2 separate regions of the Homo sapiens genome follow, and region 1 is linked to region 2. Evidence: chromatin loops called from intact Hi-C (ENCODE). Cell type or tissue: ascending aorta. All regions are shown on one strand. Links, peaks and the distances in the headings refer to the core of each region. The heading gives the core; the rest is flanking DNA. Region 1 overlaps TPCN1 (two pore segment channel 1). Region 2 overlaps TPCN1 (two pore segment channel 1).

Evidence for each region. Hi-C counts contacts between places; a loop is a spot of excess contacts. Peaks named below come from ENCODE experiments on the same cell type or tissue, not always from the same donor. Only the 100,000 strongest peaks of a DNase experiment are listed, where the experiment ranks them.
Region 1: a loop joins it to region 2, with 3 times the contacts of the local background. A loop is called at or near these places in 9 of 110 quality-filtered maps.

The regions. Positions count from the first base shown.
Region 1 is chr12:113,244,519-113,247,413 of GRCh38, forward strand. All of the region lies in intron 2 of TPCN1 (two pore segment channel 1), which reads left to right. Among named protein-coding and RNA genes, the nearest start is that of TPCN1, 25 kb to the left of the region's middle. RefSeq lists enhancers at 1,326-1,989, 1,990-2,653. In ascending aorta, for the core only: no CTCF peak of the experiment used is centred there; DNase peaks (open chromatin) are centred at 1,483 and 1,683; H3K4me3 peaks cover 2,010 bases; H3K27ac peaks cover 2,500 bases.
Region 2 is chr12:113,298,054-113,300,948 of GRCh38, forward strand. It overlaps TPCN1 (two pore segment channel 1), which reads left to right. Exons shown (of 28, transcript NM_017901.6): 28 at 1-532. SLC8B1 (solute carrier family 8 member B1) reads right to left here. Exons shown (of 16, transcript NM_001358345.2): 16 at 718-1,921. The coding sequence ends at 1,724. Among named protein-coding and RNA genes, the nearest start is that of MIR6762, 8.0 kb to the left of the region's middle. RefSeq lists enhancers at 339-1,036, 1,037-1,732 and a silencer at 1,771-2,065. In ascending aorta, for the core only: a CTCF peak has its summit at 1,094; DNase peaks (open chromatin) are centred at 1,028, 1,118, 1,678 and 1,798; H3K4me3 peaks cover 1,429 bases; H3K27ac peaks cover 2,500 bases.

The sequences.
Region 1 (2,895 bases), core at 161-2,660, 53 kb before region 2:
TCATGCTAGATTTTTATCTGGGGGCCTTTGAAGAGCCAGCCGGCACAGAAGCATGGTGGCAACGCTGTGCCTGGAAAACTCATCAGTGTCACTCTGGTTTATTTTCCTCTCCTCTTTGAGCTCTTTCCCATGGTGTGGGGCTCTCAGTGACAACTGGCAAGCGGCGGGGCGGTTGCTCGTTGTCATTCTGGTAGGCGCTGGTTTCCGGAGGGCTCCGAGTGCTTTGTGAGTATTCGCATTTGTTTCTGAGATGCTGGGAGCACGGTTGGCACTGGTCCCAGTTTCTGGATGAAGAAACTGAGGCTCTGGGGATTAAGATCGTGAACTGTGGGGAGTGGAGGAGGCACAGCTGGAGTGAACTTGGGTGTCCAGGGTTCTGTTTCGTCTCACAGAGGATGTGCGAGGGTGTATGTGTGCATTTGAGAATGTGTGAGGTTGTGTGTGTTTAAGAAAATGAGAATGAGGCTGGGCACAGTGGCTCATGCCTGTAATCCCAACACTTTGAGAGGCTGAGCTGGGTGGATGACTTGAGCCCAGGAGTTCAAGACCAGACTGGGGAACATGGTGATGAAACCCTGTCTCTACAAAAAAATACAAAAAATTAGCAGGGCATGGCAATCCATGCCTGTAGTCCCAGCTACTTGGGAGGCTGAGGTGGGAGGATTGCTTGAACCCAGGAGATAAAGGCTGCAGTGAGCCATGATCGCACCACTGCACTCCAGCCTGGGCAACAGAGTGAGACCCTGTCTCCAAAAAAAGAAAGAAAGAAAATAAAAAGGAGAGAGGTTAGAAAAGGGGGCTGGGCGCGGTGGCTCACGCCTGTAATCCCAGCACTTTGGGAGGCCGAGGCGGGCGGATCACGAGGTCAGGAGATCGAGACCATCCTGGCTAACACGGTGAAACCCCGTCTCTACTAAAAAAAAATACAAAAAATTAGCCGGGCGTGGTAGCGGGCGCCTGTAGTCCCAGCTACTCGGGAGGCTGAGGCAGGAGAATGGCGTGAGCCCGGGAGGCGGAGCTTGCAGTGAGCCGAGATCGCGCCACTGCACTCCAGCCTGGGCGACAGAGCAAGACTCCGTCTCAAAAAAAAAAAAAAAAAAAAAGAAAAGAAAAGGGGTAGGCCCCTCAGTATCACCCTTCCTGAGAACAGTCATTCTCTGCTTTTTCTGATCAGAGCTCCCTCCCAGGAGGGGCCCTTTTATCCAAAGCGATCTCTGGCCCAGGCACCAAAGAAAGGCCCCAGTGGTTTACGCAGCCGGGCTGCCCCCTGCGCCTGCTGGGTGAGGGGTGGGTCGTGGAAGCCTTCCCCTCCTGCCTGTTCTTTCCTGCTCCTCCCCAGTGCATCTTTATAGCTGGCATATGGAAACTGTTTCTATTTATCTGGCACCACCAGGACGCTGCTGCATGCTGTGCTCCAGCAAACAGAAACCTTGGATTCCCTGCAGGGTCATTTCCGATGTGGCGTGCAAAGCAGCCAGCTGTTTCGAGGGAGCGTCTGGGCCCTGTGACATCAGCATGTGGGAGTGTTACCGTGTGTGCAAACAGGTCATTCTGGTTTGTCTGCCTGTCCTCTGCACCGGGATGTCTCTCCTGCTTCGAGTCAGAGTTTGCGTTGTTGTTTTGTATTCTCATGCCTGTCAGTTCAGCTGTTTCTTTCCACTCCTTCCCGTCCTCTGAGTGGTTTTACGTTCTCTCCTCCGGGCTGATTGCCAGGATTCAGGGAGGGAGGTTAAGGGGCTGGTGCCACATAAATCTTTAGTGGCCAAAGTCTGCAGGCCTGCAAGGCTGCGCCTGTCCTCTTGGTCTGGTTTTCCCAAGAGAGCTGTCTGCCCAGGGCACCAGAAGGGCAGGACAAAATGTTTCCCTTCGTGGAACTTTCCCCAGAGGCCCAGAACAGAGATGCAGAATACAGTCTTCCTGGTTGCCAAGAGTGTTCCTGGTCAGCCTCCTCTGGTCCTTTCTGAAACCTGCATGTGGAGCTTGCTGGCTGTGGGAGCCAGGGAGACTGCAAATCCTGCCCGCCTGCCCACGCTGCTGCTCATCTCCCTCCCTCCTATGTCCGGCCCGGTTGCCTCCCAGGAAAGGTAAACATGCAGAGGCAAGGGCTAGCTGCCGGCCTTCTGGAGGAGGCAGTGGAGGGCCAGCTTCCTGACAGCCCCGTGGTGAGGTCGTCCTGTCTTCTCAAGCTGGGCCCCTGCGACGTGCCCCAGTTCCTGCCTTTCCAGCTGGCCTGGAAGAACCCGTTCTGCTCTGGGCAAGAACAGTGCCAAGGTCAGAGGCCAAAGGTGTTGCTTCTTCCGTGGTCCGTAATGAGCACCAGTTGGAGAGGGCCAGCCCCGGCACACAGAGGAAGGGGCTGGACTGGGGTGATGCGGGGTGAGCCTGCCCGGTCACTTTGTTGGCTAGGATGCTTCCTGTGCTTTCTGTGCCTGGTACTCCAAAGATGCGAGTGCCAGTCATTGACCTGGAGGTTCTGCCCAGGGTCTGTGGGCAGTAGGAGGTCAGAACAAGGCACCAGGCCACTAGAGCAGGTGGGTGTAAACAACTGTTGGCATTCGAGGCTGCCCAGGTAGAGGTCCTGGAGTGAACCCAGTGGGCACGATGGGCTTCAGTGGGGCAGAGTGTCCTCTAGCTTCACACACAGTGCTGATGACTCAGGCCAGCTGGGGGCCCCTGCACATGCTCTTAGTTCCCACGTGGAGGGTATTCATTTTGAGGAAGCTGGGCCTGCCGGGATTGGTTCCCCAGCAAGCAGGGGCTCATTCTCCCAGAAACCACTCCATCTGCACTCACACCCTGACTCACCAGGCTCACATCCTGACTTACCAGGACTTGGCTATCAGCCTGTCCCCTTTGATCTGCCCCTTCTGCCCCCTGCCTTCCCGCTTTCTGGGC
Region 2 (2,895 bases), core at 113-2,612:
GGCCCTGTCCAGAGCGAGTTAATGTGTCCATCTGCCCAACCCTGTCCTGAGAAAGGACCTGGTTTTGGCCAGGACCTGACAAATACCCAATGGCAGCAGTGTCAACAGACGGGAGTCCAGCCAGGGTGGGTGCCCTTGTCATTGAGGTTAGGGACAGCTATCCCCAGGTTATGCCTGGCCCCACCCAGCAGGGAGTTGGGGTCCCCCCACAGGCTGTGAGCTCTGTGGGCCCTGGGATGTGATCTAGCTCAGATGCCCTCTCATCCTTGATGTCATAGTTGAGTGCACCCAAGTGGCACCCACTGGCGGCCAGGGGCACAGCCTGGTGGTGGTGGCAATAGAACTGTGCCCCTCCTCAGCTCCTCGCTTCCCCTCCCACAGCCCCAGCCTTACTCCACCATGCGGACAATCATTTTGTACGGATCACGGGAGCAATGCTGTACGGTTTTGTACACTGGTGGTTTGTTTCCTAGAAAACCCATTGTGTCTCTGGATTTCTAGCACATTACTAAAAGAGCCTCTGCTTTGTAAACATGGCTGCTGCCTCTTGACTTCTGTGGCTTTGGGTATTGTCGGGAGAGTGGCCCCATCCAAGGCCATGGCCATTCCTGATCCTGCCTCAGCCCCACCCCGAGCTGTGCCCTGGGGTCAGCCACTTGGCACTGGCCCCAGGTGAGGAAGAACTGGTAAAAGTTGGGGGTGTCATTTTCTCTACACTTGAAATTTTGACTTTTTTTTTATTTGGAAAAGAGACAGTTGAATCCCTTTTCTTTACCAGCATAAGGCAGTCAGGCAAACCTAAGAGTTGCTTATTTCGGCAACATAAGGCGGGGTCATTGCATGACAGCAAGAAGGCACGAGGTCCCCTCATCTGTCCTTTCCCAGCTCGCAGGCCTTGGAACCCCGCCCAGGGCCCCGCTGAGGGAGGCACAGGCACAGTCCTACCGACTCCTGCCTGGCAGCTGGAGGAGCCCAGGTTCCAGCACAAAGGAGTCTGTGGACAGGCAGGGGCAGAATCCTGGAGGGAGCGCCTGAGCCACCATCCCATGTGGCAGCTGCTGGCGTAGCAGTGCCTCGGGCTGGCATCGTTTTGGAAGCAAGTGGGTTCAGTGAAGTGTGTTGCCACGAATAGCACCCGCTGCTTTTGGCTTTATTAACGTGGCAAGGAGAAATTCAAAATTAAGTATGTCTCGAATTCTGTTTGTGGCAGATGGTGCGGCTCTGGAGCTCAGCCCTCGGCGGCCTGATTCCCAGGGGTCCAAGCCACCCTCATTCTCTGAGTCAGGGTTGGGCAGCCACTTGTGTCCTGAGAAGGTGCCAGAAGGCCTGAAGCCCAGGCAAGGGGAACGGGCAGTGCCTGTGCCTCGGGGGTACCTCCAGCATGGCCTGGAGCACATCCAGCCATCCCCTTCCCCCAAACTCCAGCCCTTCTCAGAGGGGCTCTGGGGGTCATTCAAGGGGGACTTCTAGCTTCTCTCTGGAACCCTTTGTCCAGAGCAAAGCCAGGTTTCCAAGGTCCCCACGGCAAGGCTGTTGGGTGCTGGCAGCAAGAGGTACACAGCAGTTCTCCCAGCTCACAGCAGTGACCTCAGATCTCCAGCAGCAAGGGCCGCACTCTCGTGCCCACAAGGGCCTTGCAGAAATGCTCCGGTCCCTGGGCCTCCCCCGGCAGGAGGGGCGGGGCTCCTGCCTGCAGTGAGGCCACAGCACTAAGCGGCTTCAGTCACATGCTTTTCAGGTGAATCACTCCAAATTCAGTGAGGAGGGCCACGACAAGGAAGTTCAGGTAGAAGAGGAGCAGGCAGAAGCCATAGACTCTGCTGAGCTGGAAGCACTGCAATGGGACTGAGACCAGGGAGAAGACGAGGCTGAGCCCCAGGGCGCCTGCCAGGACCCACACCAGCAGTCCGTCTGGCTCCAGCTGTGGAAGAATGAGGGGAGAGAGGCTGAGTCACTGCCCGTCACAGGCCCCGCCCCGTCTGTGGCCAACACAACAATGCAGCCTCAACAACAATGCAGCCTCAACAACAATGCAGCCTCAGCAACAATGCAGCCTCAGCAACAATGCAGCCTCAACAACAATCCAGCCTCAACAACAATGCACCCTCAACAACAATGCACCCTCAACAACAATGCAATCTCAGCCGAGCACAGTGGCTCATGCCTGTAATTCCAGCACTTTGGGAGGCTGAGGCAGGTGGATCACCTGAGGTCAGGAGTTCGACCTGTATTGGCCAGGAGTTCGAGACCACTGGCCAATACAGTGAAACCCTGTATCTACTAAAAATACAAAAATTAGCCAGACATGGCAGTGTGCTACTGGGGAGGCTGAGGCAGGAGAATCACTTGAACTCAGGAGGCGGAGGTTGCAGTAAGCCGACATCGTGCTACTGCACTCCAGCTTGGGTGATGGAGTAAGACTCTGTCTCAAAAAATAAATAAAATAACAACAACAACAACAACAACAATGCAGCCTCAACAGTGTTTGAGGGCACCAGCTGGGGGCCACTTAAGGAAGACTGGCCTGCAGCAGCCCGGCCTGCCCTGTGGGATGGCATGCCCCACCCTGAAGTTACCCAGACGTGGCCCCAGAAGTTTCCAGACGCAGAAACAGCAGGGAAAAGGAACCTTCTCTTCCAACTTCAGCCAGGTCCACCTGCCTGGGTGCCTCTCCCCTGCCTCGAGTCAGATGTCATTATAATTCCCTCTGTTTTTAATGCTGAACTCTAGTCAACGACATGCACAAGCGGATGTTCACCACTTACTGTGAAATGCATCAAGAAACAATATGGATGCGTTAGGCCGGGCAGGGTGGCTCAGGCCTGTAATCCCAACACTTTGGGAGGCCAAAGCGGGCAGATCACTTGAAGTTAGGAGTTCGAGACCAGCCTGACC